2 separate regions of the Homo sapiens genome follow, and region 2 is linked to region 1. The links are chromatin loops, found by intact Hi-C in ENCODE. Cell type or tissue: gastrocnemius medialis. All regions are shown on one strand. Each heading gives the region's core, and the rest is flanking DNA. Links, peaks and the distances in the headings are about the cores only.

Evidence for each region. Peaks named below come from ENCODE experiments on the same cell type or tissue, not always from the same donor. Only the 100,000 strongest peaks of a DNase experiment are listed, where the experiment ranks them.
Region 2: a loop joins it to region 1, with 4 times the contacts of the local background. A loop is called at or near these places in 10 of 110 quality-filtered maps.

What each region holds. Positions count from the first base shown.
Region 1 is chr2:29,191,935-29,200,273 of GRCh38, forward strand. It overlaps ALK (ALK receptor tyrosine kinase), which reads right to left. Exons shown (of 29, transcript NM_004304.5): 27 at 5,608-5,742; 28 at 4,836-4,926; 29 at 840-1,988. The coding sequence ends at 1,290. Among named protein-coding and RNA genes, the nearest start is that of CLIP4, 81 kb to the left of the region's middle. In gastrocnemius medialis, for the core only: a CTCF peak has its summit at 5,071 (motif pointing left); a DNase peak (open chromatin) is centred at 5,069.
Region 2 is chr2:29,104,194-29,112,532 of GRCh38, forward strand. All of the region lies in intron 1 of LOC105374386 (a long non-coding RNA gene), which reads right to left. It also overlaps a transcript of CLIP4 not described here. Among named protein-coding and RNA genes, the nearest start is that of CLIP4, 7.1 kb to the right of the region's middle. RefSeq lists an enhancer at 3,919-4,506. In gastrocnemius medialis, for the core only: no CTCF peak of the experiment used is centred there; a DNase peak (open chromatin) is centred at 4,181; H3K27ac peaks cover 1,206 bases.

The sequences.
Region 1 (8,339 bases), core at 128-8,127:
TCATGGAAGTAAAATTCATCTGTGAAAACCAAGTTCAGAACTCCCACTCTAACATGTCAATGTCAACCTCAACTCTCCAAGGGTTCCACAATTCCTTTCCTCATCGCCTCCTAGGGAAAAAATTCTTTGTTTTAATCTGCCTTTGACAGCTATACAAATTATGCGATGTGTATTTCAGCACATTTATGTTCCCAGTGTACTTGGATCACATGAGGAAGGGAGAGAAAACGCAGGTTAACGGTGAAAGGAAAGAGACTGGATCAGTGCCTCTCCTTAGGACCACCAGCGGCCTGTTCCTCCCGGGGCCCTGTCCATCTCTACAGGTACAAACTTGAGTTTGGTAGTTCATTCCATGACTGAAACGAATAGAAGGTTTTGGCCTAAAATGTATTGACGCTTATGCCCACAAATGGATATGTTTCCATGCTTCCATGTATCACTGCTGCTTAAAATTTTTGCTTTTAAATGATCAAAATTTAATTAGTGGAAATTTTTTAAATAAGTAGTTTAAATCTTGAGTTTTAAATCCAGTAGGAAACCTCACACTCAGTTTTTCACTTCTAGTAGGAGGATTTTCTTAAGGCATGAGGTATATTTAATAGGATGTTTGAATCTCTGGATCTGTATTGGTGCTTTATCCTACTCAAAGCACTTGGAATGTATGCATTTCATTGAGATGAGTATATACACACTTCTGCTATACTACTGGAACTACTCACGACATTTTTTACAATTGGTGATGAATCAGCACAATTAAAAGCATCTAACCGTCACCTAAAGTGACATTTCAGTTGTCTATGATTTTTTCTTTTTCAAGTAAAGAATGTCTTTCCCCATGCTTAGTCATTACAAATAACTCCTTTATTTCCGTTCCCTCTCCCCTCAAATGGCTCATGTCCACATCAACAAGGCAAGGAAACATCTATGACCCCAACTATGAAACATAGAAGCAGCTAATTCTGACTACATTGAAGCAGAGCACACACAATTTGAAAGAAGCATAAGGAAGTATACAACAAACATGCATAAAAACCTTATGCAACCACATCTGGGCCTTGTATTTATCACTCATTTTTATGATATTTTCTTCTTTCGAAAGAATAGGATGAACCCATGCTCAAAACCTTTCTAAAGCATTTTCAAAATACAGCTTTTTTGGTGGTACTTCAAAATAGGTTGGCACAAAACAAAACGTGACATTTGGTCTCTGGTTTGTGAAGGAGCCATTGCCTCTCTCTCCTCCACGGTCTTAGGGATCCCAAGGAAGAGAAGTGAGTGTGCGACCGAGCTCAGGGCCCAGGCTGGTTCATGCTATTCTTGCTTTTCAGAATGGTATCCTCGTAATGACCAGCTCCAGGGGCAGTAGCGGCTTCTAAGGGCAAGCCCTGTTGCTGGTAGCCGTAATTGACATTCCCACAAGGGAAGTGACGTAGCCTGAACAGAGGTACCTCCTTCATATTGGCAGTCAGCGAAGAGGGCTCTAGGAGCAGTGAGGCCCCCGGAAGTCTCCCAGTTGCAACGTTAGGTGGGACAGTACAGCTTCCCTCCAGCCCCAGGTTACCCCTGTCGTGTGGCTCCTTCTTTGCTATAGGATTATTCTTTTTGGTGGGTTTCTCTGTAAACCAGGAGCCGTACGTTGGGTTCCACAAGCTGGTGGGCTTGTTTCTGGATCCGTGGACCTTGTGCAACTCCGAAGGAGGGTTGGACTGAGAGAATGCCATATTCACGTGTCCCCCTTCCACGGCCGGCCCTCTAGGGACTCGAACAGAGATCTCTGCAGCTGTGGGTTTCTTTGCAGCCTTGCCAGAGGAGGTGGTAGGCAGAGGTGGTGGGGCAGCTGGGCTGCGCTCCTCCTCCCGTTTTGCCTGTTGAGAGACCAGGAGAGGAGGAACCCCCTCAGGGTCCTTGGGCCTCACAGGCACTTTCTCTTCCTCTTCCACAAGTGGACCATATTCTATCGGCAAAGCGGTGTTGATTACATCCGGGTCCTGCCGTAGGGGAAATTATTAAAACTTTGAATCAGAGACAAAAAATGTTGGATCTAGAAGATACCTTAGAGATGATGTTATCTAAACATATTCTACAGATGAGGAAACCAGGATTTATTGAGAATATAGTAACTTACAGGCACTGGGGCATACAAAATGAATGGGAAGTCATCCTTATCCTCAAAGACCTTAGAGGATAAGCGCTATAATGGAAGTGTGTATGGGTGCCTGGGACAGAGTGGAGCAGGAAAAGCTTTGCAGAGGAGGAGACCTTTGGCCAGTTTTTAAAGATTAGTGGATTTAAAAAAAAAATTAAGATTATTATTTGTATTATTCCAGTCTAGTTCCACTAAAATCGTTCCAACTGGAAAAAATAAAAATAAAAGCCTATGTGTTTGACTTCAAGAGTGATGGTGGGGGGCTGGGGGGAGGAGGAGAGGAGACACATGCCATGTTGGCCTACAGGGTTTATTTTTTGATCTCTTCCCAGCTGCTTTCCATTTCCATTTGGGTACTTTACACTTGATTGTAAGTTTTCCTGTGCCACATCATCACATGTGCAGGTACCACAGTGCATGTTTTTGTGTTTGTTTTTTAGAGACAGTCTTGCTCAGTCGCCCAGGCTGGGGTGCCATGGCTCAATCTTGGCTCACTGCAACCTCTGCCTAGTGGGTTCAAGCCATTCTCGTGCCTCAGCCTCCTGAGTAGCTGGGATTACAGGCATGCACCCCACCCCCCCACCCCCCCACCCCCGCTAATTTTTGTGTTTTTAGTAGAGACAAGGTTTCATTCAACATGTTGGCCAGGCTGGTGTCGAACTCCTGACCTCAGGTGAGGCACCTGCCTCGGCCTCCCAGAGTGCTGGGATTACAGGCATTCTTTAACTAGTCTGGATGTGAGGGACCCTTTGCACAACCCAGGAAATGCTGAAGTGCTGTGAGGAAAACCATTTACAAAAACAACTGTGTGCTAGATCATTTTCACAGTAATAGACTGTAACATAGAAGAACAGAAGCAGCTGCCAGAAGTTTAGGGAAAATTTGTGGAAGAAAAATTAAATTTGGAGAAATTAATTAATATTTTATGCAAATTGAGAAAATACCCTCATTACCTGAGTAACAGAAAAACACGAGTGTTCGAGTTTAAAAAATAACTACCTCTGACTCATTAAAACATTCTTTAGTTCCCTCTGTGTTTTAGTAATTTCTATAGTGAATCAATCATTTTAAATATGCTTGTGTAAAACTGCCTTTTAAGAGGGATATTATAGACTATTGAGAAAAATACTCCTAAGAAGGTATATATGTTTAAGTGGGTGTATTCCATTCAGATTACAACAAAATAACCTAATGTCATTAAACAGAGTTCTCTGAAAGAACCTTCAATAACGTGATATAGGAAGTCTATAGATAAAAATGCCAGTTCACTCACGTGAGCTGAAAGGAATAAGAGGATGGAGTAGTGAGGCTGGAAAATGACTACAGTTTGAAAAATGTGTCTGTCTTTAGTCACAATGAAGAGGAGGGGATTTAAAGAAATAGTAGGTAGGCCAGGTGTGGCAGCACTTTGGGAGGCCGAGGCGGGTGGATCACTTGAGGTCAGGAGTTCGAGATCAGCCTGCCAAAATGGTGAAACACCATCTCTACTAAAATTACAAAAAAAATTAGCTGGATATGGTGGCACATGCCTGTAATCCTGGTCACTCAGGAGGCTGAGGGAGGAGAATCGCTTGAACCCGGGAGGTGGAGGCTGCAGTGAGCCAAGATGGCGCCACTGTGCTCCAGCCCGGGCAGTAGAGCGAGACTGCTCCCAAAATTAAATTAAATAAATAGTGGTTTATTGACTCTTCTAAAATATTCTCAGAATTAGATATCCTGGCAGAACGAGAACCAAGAGAGAGGGAAAGAAAGTGAATACAGGGAAGAGGAGAGCATCGGACAGAACAAAGCCCTGAGCAGGCGATTGGTGATACTGGCAGCAAGGCTGGCCTTGAAGGGGAGGAGAGACGGGAAGGCAGGTGGTGAGAAATGGCGGCAGAGGCAGAGAAGTTTGTATCAGAGACAGGGAGGAAATGAGGGCATTCTCTTATGATGATCTCCACCCTCTTGGTGAGGGAGGAAGCATAGCTGTCGGCTGAAAATGAGGGAGAGAAGCAAAAATTTCGAGTCGTTATTGAAGGAATGGGAGAGGGATCTGTAGAGGAACCCACAGGATTGCTAGAAGAATGTTTGACTTGGACAGACTCTTCAGGCCTTAACTCCTCATCTATAAGGTAGGGATATTTTACATTCCCCACTAAGGATAAAACGAAATACGCAAAAAGTGATTTGTGCAGTATGAATGATAGCAAGTATTATTGATGATGTTAAAATTTCTCCAGATTACTTTGAAATTTCATTCCCTTAATCCTCCTGACATATATAGTTGGACATATAATCTATCAATTTTATATGCAATTAATTACTTCACATGTTGTTATTTCTCCAGCCAGGCTCTAAACTATTTGAGAGCAGATGTGTTCCATACGTCTGTGAAGCTTCAATTTTGGCTACTAAAACATTAGGTCCCCAGTAGGGACTTGATAAATTCTCGTGGACTGGATTGATTCCCCAGTTTTTACTGTGTGTCTGGCACTGTGCTGTGTGCTGGTGAAGTTACTAATATTTATTTTACAAAATGGGCAAATGGAGACACCAGTCATTTCATTTTAGAGAAAATTAATTTTCACTATTTTGATCATAAATCTTGTACTCTGACTGGCTTGACCTATTTCATATTTCGGTATTTGCCATCTTTAAGACTGTTTCATATAGAGTAAATGTTGACCAAAGGGAGAAAATGTTTTACCTGGGTGCAGTATTCAATCCTCTCCAAAATGATGGCAAAGTTGGGCCTGTCTTCAGGCTGATGTTGCCAGCACTGAGTCATTATCCGGTATCTAAAAGAAGAAGCACATTAATTAAAATAAGGAGAAGCACAATGATGAAAAATATATTTTCTTCCAGCCCCAGGGTTGCAACGAATACGTTGAGGGTGCGAACTCGTCTAGGCCCCGTGTACTTGGCCTATGCTGCCCCCTGCTGATTGGTCAAGGAAGAGTGCGCAGGTGTAAAGGTATCTAACACAGACATCCTGATGTTTATGTTAACCACGGCTGCTGTCACTCCATTCCTGAGTTAAAGCCACTTTGGGGACAGAATATTCCAATTATATTTCCCATCCACGTTGCTTGTGGGAAGGAAGTGAGGGGTGCCAGGCAGGGCAGGAGACATTGCAGGGAATGGAAATCTTTAAAGTAGACACAGACATACGGTGTAGGGCAGCAGGGACTGGGCCTGGGACACACATTCCCAGCAGGAGCTTGGGGAATGTAGGCCTGGTGAGTCCACAGCCTGTAGCCAGACAATGGATACTTTTTCTGGGATGGCATCCTTGCTTTTGAGGGCCTGGGAGACGCATCCATCTCACTGAAGTCGCAGTCACATTCGCATCTTGGGGCATATTAAAGGGAGGGCAGCCATCTGCCCCTTCATCTTAAAGAAGCATATGTGGCTCTGGATATTTTTTGAAAAGAAAAACTGCTTAGTAACTAGCAGAAGTGTTCCTAAAAGAGTCATACACAGGCCCAGGGCAGTTCTTGGGTGGGTCCATCCGGCCTCCACTGGTGACAAACTCCAGAACTTCCTGGTTGCTTTTGCTGGGGTATGGCATATATCCAAGAGAAAAGATTTCCCATAGCAGCACTCCAAAGGACCTGGGCATGGGACAGAGGACATGGAGATGGATATAGACACACCCACCCACATTCACACACACACACAGGCACACAGACATACAATTTCAACCTTTTTTTCCCCCATTATACCCTTTTCCATAACATAGAACTCTTAAAATGTAGAAAAATTTAAAAAATAAGAAAATACTACACATGATGCTCCCTTAAAAGACAACCCCTGTTGATTTTTAAGTCGTTTCTGTGCTGAGATTTTTTTTCACTTATTTGCAGTTATATTCAATATGCAATTTTGAACCTTGACTTTTCTGCACATTTCATTATATCATAAACATTTTCCATGCCAGTCCATTTCATAAATAACATTTGGAATGGCTAATGGCTGTAAAACATTCCATTGAGTAGTTGGTTTGCCTTATCATTTCCACATTGTTTTCAGTTTTCAAAATATTTAAAATACTATAATGAACATCTTTGTGCATTTTTTAAAAGGAAGATTTCCTTAAGATAAAGTCTCTGAATTACTAGATTAGGATGTCCAGCCAGCTGATTTCATAGTCTCTTACAGTTCTCTGAGCTTCAGTTTCATCTATCAGATGCCCACTCATCAACTTCACTGGCCTATTTTAATAGGCAACTCAAATTTAACATGCCCAAATGGAACTCTTTCTGTACACACATCATCTCCTTTATTCTTTTCCAACTCATCAGCACCTCTGGTTATACATTTGCTCAAGCCCAAAACCTAGGAGTCATCCTTGATTCCATTCTCCCACACCCCTCCACTTCCCATCCAACAGTCAGCAGTCCTATAACTTTCAAGATAGATCTTGAATCCAGATAGGATAATCTAGTAATTCAGGGTAATTACTGAATTAAAATGTAGGCTAATTCTAGTAAAATAACTAGATCAAAAGACTATGAATATTGACAAATTCTTGGTGCATATTATTTGGTTTCCAAATGTGTTACTCTGTTCATCTACCAGCACCATGTAAAAGCGTGGTAGACACACTCACCAGCATTGAGTATTCTTAATAATAATGACAACTTTTGCTGATTTTAAGGGAAAAAATGGTAGAATATTTTAAATTATGTTTATTGACTTGATAATTCACATGGTTGGATGTTTTCCCAAGTGTTTATTAATTCATTTCACTTTTTTTTCCTATGAATTGCCCATTTTTATCTGCTGGGACAAATTGGTATCTATCAATCAATTTTCTTTTTGATTTGTAGGCACTCTTTATATGTCAGAGATGTTAACCTTTTATAAAAAATTCAAATACTTTTATTAGTTGTTTTCTTTTTTTTTTTTTATGTAGTCTCACTCTGTTACTCAGGCTGGAGTGCAGTGGTGCCATCTTGGCTCACTGCAACCTCCACCTTCCAGGTTCAAGTGATTCGCCTGCCTCAGCCTCCCAAGTAGCTGGGATTACAGGCGCCCACCACAACACCTGGCTAATTTTTGTATTTTTAGTAGAGACAGGGTTTCGTCATGTTGGCCAGGCTGGTCTTGAACTCCTGATCTCAGGTGATCCACCCACCTCGGCCTCCCAAAGTGCTGGGATTACAGATGTGAAACACCGCACCTGGCCTTAGTTGCTTTCTAATGCTACTTTTTAGCATACCAAAGAAAGATTTTTATTTTTAGATAGTCAAACCTATTTTTTTAATGTCATGATTTCCTTTATTTTATAGTTATACAATCTTCCCTTCACCAAAGATTAGATAAATATTTGCTATCTTCTTCTAGTTGTGTTTGTTTTTGCTCTCTTCTTAAATCTAGTTGGAATTTAATTTGGTGTCTAGTGTGAGGTAAGGACCTAAATTGATTTGCTTTTCAAATAACTACTCTTCCAACACTATGCATAAGATAATTTCCTCCTTACCCATTGACTCACGATTAAAAACAGGTCTGTTTCTGGCTATATTTTCACTTCATCTATTTGTCTGCTTCTTGCATTGATACCATTCTATTTTACTTTCTGTGTATTTGTCTTAAATCTGAAAAGGCATTTTTCTCTATTTCTCTTTAAAAAATATTTGATTTCTCATTTGTTTTTTTAAAAGCTTTATGAGATGAATTCTTCGTGTTCTAAAAGAATCACCTTTGATATTTTGATTAAAACTTTAAACCACTACCTAATGATCAGCTTTTTGACAAAGACTATCTTTTAGTGTGATTGTAGTTTTCTGAGGTTAGCAAATATTACCACAAAAATTGTAGAGAACAATAGTTCCTTCATCTTCTAAGAAACATGGGGTGCTTTTATTGTCATCATCTGTGTGAAATTTCAAAGACTCTTGTGAGAAGGATTGGGCAAAGATATTTTCCCTATTTTTCAGGTGAGAAGGTTGAAGCACAGGTTATTATACAACTAATCCGAGACAGACTGGAATACATTATTAGATCTCTTGATTTTGCTACTTACAAATTGCCTGGCACATATATTATTCCTTTCTGTTTGGAGATCTCTTGATTTTGCTACTTACAAATTGCCTGGCACATATATTATTCCTTTCTGTTTGGTGATCTTACTTCCCTTCAAGGCAAAACTAACTAGGCAAAATCAAATGAACAAGAAACTGGCAGTAAGGCCTAAAGAATTATAGCT
Region 2 (8,339 bases), core at 61-8,060, 88 kb before region 1:
ATACTAAGAATTACTTAGTAAGTGCTTGACAAGTCAGGAGTAGGAAGATCCTTCACAGACCAAATCTCTTTTCTAGGGTCTCTTTGTTTTTGTTTGTTTGTTTTGAGACAGGGTCTCTGTCACCCAGGCTGGAGTGCAGTGATGAGATCTTGTCTTACAGCAACCTCCACCTCCTGGGCTCAAGTGATCCTCCAGCCTCAACCTCCTGAGTAGCTGGGACTACAGACACATGCCACCACGCCCAGCTAATTTTATTTTATTTTTTGTATTTTCTATAGCGACAGGGTTTTGCTATGTGGCCCAGGCTGGTCTCGAACTCCTGTGCTTAAGTGATCCACCTGCCTCGGCCTCCCAAAGTGCTGGGATTACAGGCGTGAGCCACCACGCCCAGCCTCTGGGGTCTCTTTGGATTGTAGGAGCTGAGGACTGTGTGGAGCTCATGCTTGGGAGTGGCCAGTCTCAGATTCAGCTGAGACCTGAGTATGACGAAGCCTTTGCAATAGAGGCACACATGTTTTCATGATGCCACTGGATTCTGCTTGCAAAGATGCCAGGCGATTGCTATCAGCAACAATGCCTCTAAATTGCTGAAAATGCAGCTCCCTGGTAGGTAGGTCACTTGACAAGCTGAGCCTTGAGAGGCATCCTGCTGTGAAGTCTGAGTTAGGGTATGGGTGAGGCTGGAGAAACAGAAGTCAGGGTGCTAGGACGAGCGGGGTGCAAGTGGGCGGCAAGCCAGTCAGCACCTTGCTGGATGGGACAGCACCGTAGGAAGCTGTGTGGCTGTTGTTTTTTTGCTGGGACTCTGCTTTTGTCCAATGGGCACATATCCAAAAGATTATATATTATTACATTATTACATAATAACCAAGTGGTTAAAATGATGATTTGTGGGTGTTATTGCTAGGCTGCAATGTGTTTAATGAGGTGTGATAGGAAAGGCAGAAAAGACAGATTTCCATCCCTCAAGGGTGTGTGGCTAACTTGTCTCAACTTCATTTTAAATGCCGGTTGGTGTTGAGCACACATTAAATATAAGAACTAAGCTGTATGTGGAGAAGTCATCTGTAAACAATCATTTGCTATTTTAAAGAAATCTAAGTTGAATTGGTAAAAGAATCTCAAGGTAACTGTCTTTTCTGTTGCTCCATCTTACTTCAAAGTGCTTGAAGTTTTTTATATGCCTTTAATGTTCAGGTTTTTTCTTTAAGAGAATGTAAGAGACATGGGGCACAAAGGTTAGGCAGGAGTTTCCATTTTGAACCGTGCTGACAGACTCCTCAGTCTTTCTCTCTTTAGAAACCCATGCTGGGTTTTCCCTGTCTCCAGAGGGCAGCCTCTCCATCTCAGTGTAACATTCAAGGCCATTCCTGGCCTAGTCTGGCTCCAGCCTGACTTTGCAGCTCATCTCCTACCAGCGTCTTACCATGGGTCTGCTCCAGCTAGACTGCTAGGGACTAAATGTTTGTGTACCCCCAAATCATGTTGAAACCTAGTCCCCATTGTGAGGGGTTTTTGGAGGTGAGGCCTTTGGAATTAACTGTTTTTATAAAAGAGACCTCAGAGAGCTCCTTTTTCCTTCCCCCATGTGAGGCTACACTGAAAAATGGCTGTCTGTGAACCAGGCAGAGGGCCCCTGCCAGCCACTGCATCTGCCAGTGCCTTGATCTTGGGCTTCCTAGAGTCTAGAACCATGATAAATAAATCTCTGTTGTTTATAAGCCACTTTGTCTATGGCATTCCATGACAGCAGCCTGAAAGGACTGACACAGGCTCTTCGATTACCATCATCTAAATACACACTGAACTTTTCTGCCTCTTAAGACTTTTCTCTTGCAAGGTATCATGGTTTAGCATTTAATCTTTTTTTTTTTTTTGAGACAGCATTTAATCTTTGGATCTAGACTGCATAGGCTGAAATCTTGGTTCTTCTATTTACTATGTGATCTTGGATAAGTTACTTAACTGCTCTATGACCTGATTTCTCCAACTGGAAAAAAATTAAAATGATACTTATCTTATAGAAGTCAAATAATGGAAGTACTTAGAACAATGCACATCGCATAGTTTAAGTACTCAGTAAATGCTAGCTCCTTATTTCCATAACTAGATCTCATTACCCTTCTCACGTAGCTCAAAATATGTCTTTCCCTTGAAGACTTTCCTGACCACCCCATCCTGCAATGTACTTCCATCTTGAGAAATCCCGAGTTCTGGCACTGTTCTTTGGTGGGTGGGTGGTTTCTGTTCTCATGCTTGTGTCTTATGATCACAGCTATTCATTGAGCACTCACTTTGAGTCAGGCTTGTATGACACTTGGAGGCACGTATTCTTTATCTCACTTTATAGAGGAACCAACTGAGGCTCAGGGAGGTTAAGTGACTTGCTAGGGTTGCAGAGAGAGGTGATTCTGGGGTTCCAATTCAGGTTCCCCACACTTGCAACCATGACACTCTCTATTTTACTAGGAAACAAGGAGTGAATCTTGCACTTGATTCCAGCTTCCATACTGCTTTTCAAGTAGAAGGCACTCAACATATTGCTGATGATTTGATGGGTCAGTATGCAAACTGTTGTCCTTGTAAGTGCCACCCAGTGCCTTCTGGTTGTGATGATCTTGATGATAAAGATATTGCATGATATATTTTGATGGGCCTTAAAAAATTAGACAATAGCTTATTCTTCTTGTGTTGAACTCTACGTGAATTAAAAAACAATTCTCACTTATTTTTTACCTTAACTATCCCCTGCTGTTTCAAATATGGTTAGGTGGGGAATGTCAGGAACAATCTTATTATGAATGCTGCTTTTGTCACAAAGGAGACTTTCTCATGACTCAGTACCAGCTAATTAGTCTGTCAGTGGCTTTCTTTGGCGAGGAGAGTCATTTGATCCATTGTTGACAAGGTGCAAGCTGCTTTCTACCTACTCTGTGGCAGCTCCAATGGGTCTGACATTTTCTCAACCCCTAATCAAGATGTTATTAAGCTTCTGATGGTTTACAGCCAACTGGGATGAGAGTGGATTGGTTTTGTAAACAACTGCCAGAAAGACAACTCAGTGGTACTTTAGCAATATGTAAACGCCTCAGATTTTCCTGTGTGTGTGTGTGCATGTGATACAAAGGCAGCTTCTGTGATTTCTAAATTCCTGGAACATGATAGTTTTTTTTTTTTTTTTTTTTTTTTTTTTTTTGAGATGGAGTCTCACTCTGTCGCCCAGGCTGGAGTGCAGTGGTGCGATATTGGCTCACTGCAAGCTCCGCCTCCCGGGTTCATGCCATTCTCCTGCCTCAGCCTCCCAAGTAGCTGGGACTACAGGTGCCTGCTACCATGCCCGGCTAATTTTTTTGTATTTTTTTAGTAGAGACAGGGTTTCACCATGTTGGTCAGGCTGGTCTGAAGCTCCTGACGTTGTGATCCACCTGCCTCAACCTCCCAAAGTTCTGGGATTATAGGCATGAGCCACCACGCCTGGCTGAGACTGAAATTGTTTTTTAGAGATGGGGTCTCACTATGCTGCCCAGGCTGGAGTGCAGTGGCTATTCACAGGCACAGTCACAGCTCACTGCATCCTCTATCTCCTGGGCTCAAGCGAGCCTCCTGCCTCAGCCTCCCAAGTAGCTGAGACTACAAGCACATGCTGCTGCACCTGACTCTGAGACTGAAATCTTCAAAAACCCTGGCCCATTTAATCAACACACATTTATTGAATTAGTACTATGTGCCAGATACTATTCTAGGTACTTAGGATATAGCAGTGTTAGAAATAGACTACAATTCCTGCCCTCTTGGAGTTTCTTTTTTTTTTTTAAAGCTTTCTATTATGGAAAACATTTCAAATTCCTATAAAAGAAGAAAGAATAATATACAGTAGTTCCCCACCTCTTTATCCACAGGGGATATGTTCTAAGATTCCCAGTGGATGCCTGAATCAAATCCTATATGTACTATGTATTTTCCTAAACTTGCATACCTATGATAAAGTTTAATTTGTAAATTAGGCACAGTAAGAGATTAATAATAACAACTAATGATGAAATATAACAATTATACCAGCATCACTACTTTTGTGCTTTGTGGCCATCATTAAGCGAAACAGGGGTTACTTGAACACAAGCACTGGATGGCCTGACAGTCGATCTGATCACCGGGCTGGCTACTAAGTGACTAATGGATAAGGAGCATGTACAGTGTGGAGGCCCTGGACAAAGGGATGATTCAGATCCCAGGCGGGACGGGGCAGGATGGCGTGAGATTTCATCATGCTACTCAGAATGGTGTGCAATTTAAAACTTATGAATTGTTTACTTCTGGAATTTTCCACTTAATATTTTCAGACTGTGGTGGATGGCAGCTAACTAAAACCACAGAAAGTGAAACTGCCGATAAGAGAAGACTACCGTACCCACCATTCAGCTTTAATAATTATCAATATTTTATTCTTTTTACATCTATCCCTCCACCACACACTTATTTTTAAGGGAGCACATTAAAGCAAATCCCAGACCTCAAACATTTTTCATACGTACTTCAGTATGGATGTCTAACAGACAAGAATTTTTAATAGAAACATGACCATCATGTCATGATCATCATACCTCCCAAAATTAACACTATTGAAAATATAATTTAATATCCAGTCTAGGCTAAATTTCCCCCATTTGTCTAAGGAATATTTTCACATTTGTTTGTCTGAATCCAGATCCAAATAAAGTCTGGACATTGCAGGCTGTGGATGGAGCTCTTATGTCTCTCCTGGTCTATAACCATTCCCCTCAGCCATTTTTTGGTTGTCAGAATTGGGTTATTTGTTCTGTAGAAATTCCCACATTTTGGCGTTGGATGATTGCATCCTCATGGTGTTTTTTAAAAAATGATTTTTATTATGCCTTACATTTTCTATAAAATAATAGTTATTTCTAGAGGCTTGGTCAGAGTCCGTTTCAGTGGCAAGTGCTGGGGAGATTGTTGGACTGACATCCTCATGGAAACTGGCTTGTGTTATTTTTGTGTGCCAAAGATGCTTCTGGAGGCGTCTTATTGGCCAAAAATTTGGGGGGTGGCTGGTACCCGAAACTTAGCTTTTGTGCCACAGTGGCAATTTTCATCCTAATGCCATGTGACATTCCTTTTGTTCCGTCTTCCTTTATGTAGGCTTTAAGAAGACTTCAATTTTTTTTAAAAAATAAAAATACATCATAATTGCATATATTCATGAGGTACACAGTGATGTTGCAACACATATAATGTATAGTGATCAGATCACAGTCATTAGCACATCCATCATCTCAAACATTTGTTTCTTTGTGTTGAGAACATTCAATATCCTCCTTGTAGCTATTTGAAACCATATAATATATTATTGTTAACTATAGTTATCCTACAGAGTTATAGAGCACTAGAACATATGCCTCCAATCTAGCTGTAATTATAAAGAAGACTTTGCATCATGTGGTGTCTGAGAGTGGCAGCAACTGGAGGGTCTGGGGAGCAGTGCCCCATGTAGGAACATGCAAATTCCTTTGTTAGTGTCTTCTCAGGAACTAGGGCTAAGAAAAGGGAAAATAAATTTATAGAATAGGGCCGGCATGACAGCTCATGCCTGTAATCCAGCAGTTTGGGAGGCTGAGGTGGGTGGATCAGTTGAGGTCAATAGTTCAAGACCAGCCTGGCCGTCATAGCGAAACCCCGTCTCTACTAAAAATACAAAAATTAGCCAGCCATGGTGGTGTGCATCAGTAATCCCAGCTACTCGGTAGGCTGAGGCAGGAGAATCGCTTGAACCGAGGAGGTGGAGGTTGCAGTGAGCTGAGATTGCGCCACTGCATTCCAGCCTGGGTGACAGAACAAGATTCTGTCTCAAAAAAATAAAAAAAGAATAAACATAGAATAGCATGAAACTAAACTAGATCAACTGAATGGAAATATCTGAGGAGGTCTTTAAGGGTTTATTTTGCAAAAGATATCCAGGTGATTCTAATGCACAACCAGGAATGAGAAGCCCCATTCAGATAATAAGTCTCGTGCGGCTCAATGGAGTCCTCTTCAGTTTGTGGTCTACTTCAGCAGGCAGTCCCCACCTGCAACCTTGACAAAGGAGATGGATTAGAGGAGGGCAAGCCCAGGTAGAAGCAGTAGGAGGTTCCTGGGGTCTCCAGTGGCTACTGATTTGTAAGGATTTCTATGGTATGTGAATTTACTTAATAAATGATATCATAAACTTTTTGAAGAATGAAGACAGGGAGTTTGGTTTGGAGAATCCAAAAATATGATAGGAAGAAAGGATGACTCCAGTGAGCAAAAAGAAGAATAGAGTTGCCATTTACTGACATAGGGAAGGTTATGGGGAAGGGTTCCATTTTGAACATGTTCTATTTGTGATATGTAATGTATGCTGTAGAATGGATGTTGAGTAGGCAGTTGGATATACATCTGAGGTTCAGGGCTGGAGATAGAAATTTGGAAATCAGGAAAACAGAGATGATATTTGTTTATTTATTATTATTATTTGAGATGGAGTCTCACTCTGTCCCCTAGGCTGGAGTGCAGTGGCATGCTCTCAGCTCACTGCAACCTCCACCTCCCAGGTTCCAGCAATTCTCCTGCCTCAGCCTCCCAAGAAGCTGAGATCACAGGTGCACGCCACCATGCCTGGCTAATTTTTGTATTTTTAGCAGAGACCAGGTTTTACCATGTTGGCCAGGTTGGTCTTGAACCCCTGGCCTCAAGTGATCCTTCCTCGGCCACTGAAAGTGCTGGGATTACAGGTGTGAGCCACCACGCCTGGTCAATATTTAAAGCCATAGACTGAATAAGGTCACCTAGTGAATGAGAAACTGACTTCCTGGAAACTGCATGAACAAGGTGCTTATAGAACCACTGTAAGGGTTTCTCTGAGGCATATCCAGGAGGGTGACTGCTGAGTCATAAAGCATACTGCTAATTTTTTTCACTAAGCACTGCCAGGTTGATCTGCAGAATATATTTACCAGTTTAAATTTCCATCAGCAGTGCATCTTTCCCCAGATCTTTGCCAATATTTGGGATTATCTTTCTGATTTCTGCCATGCTGGTGGGTGAAGCAGTGGTGTGTTGAAAACAGTTCATGAGAGCTGATAAAGCACATTTCTTCCCAACTTCTTGTTCAGTGACCTCAAGCTACACTGGTAGCTGGAAACTGGCAGTGCTCAGAGTATTTGCACCATGGAAATTGGCAAACACTGTACGTTAGGACTTTTCCTTCCCTGGGGAGCGGGTTTTAAAACATAGACCAGCATATTGGTGGCTATGGGGTCACACTCTTTATATTCCCACTCTGATTACAAGTGGGGTTGAGCATCTCTTTAATGCTTGCTTGCCATTCTGGCTTTTCCTTCTGTGAATTGTCTATTCTTATACTTTTCTCATTTTTATATTGGCCTTTAAAATATTTTATATTGACTTCCTTTTGATTTGTGAAAAGTTCCTCATGCATTTCAGATATTAATCCCTAGTTGCTTTTGAACATAGCACATGTTTTCTTCCAATTTGTCAGCCATCTGTTAATTTTTTCTATGGTATTCTTAACTGAACAGAACCCTTAATTGTGATGCAGTCAAGTCATACAATTTTTTTTTGCTTCAAGGATTGTGCTTTTGCAAACCTGTTTTATGAAGTAAATTCCTAACCCACATTATAGAGATAGTCTCCTGCATTTTCTTTTGTATCATATGTAGGTCTGCCATTTATCTGGAGTTCACCTTTGTATATGGCAGAACATGGGGCTCTCAACTTTATTTTTCCTTGATAAATTAAAGCCAGTTTCCCGAATGCCGTCTTCTAAATAATTTATATTTTTCTCATTGATCTGTGGTACCACCTTTGTGTAAATGGAGGTAGCATTTATACGTGGGTCTGCTCCTGAGTTCTTCATTCTGTTTCCTATTTGCTCTATGTGTTCCTATACCAGTACCATAATATTTTTATTACTATGTGGCAATGACATAATATCTGGCATGGCAGGTCTGCTCTGGTTTTTATAATTGACTTAACTGTTTAAAATTTATTTCTCCTTATATATTTTGTAAGTTTGTTGAGTTCCCTAAAAATTTAGTTTCTGCTGGAATTTTGGTTGCCATAACATTTACTTTGGAGACTAAATGGATACTTTTACAATGTAAAGTCATCCTATCCATGCTGTATCTCTCCACTTATTCAATATTTTATGTCCTTAAATAGAGTTTTAAAATTTTCTCCTTAAAGTTTTTGCAAGTTGTTGGGTTAATTCCTGGATATTATGCTTTAGAGTTTGTTAAACTTTATTGTTATTGTGAATGGTTTCTTATTGTCTGTTACAT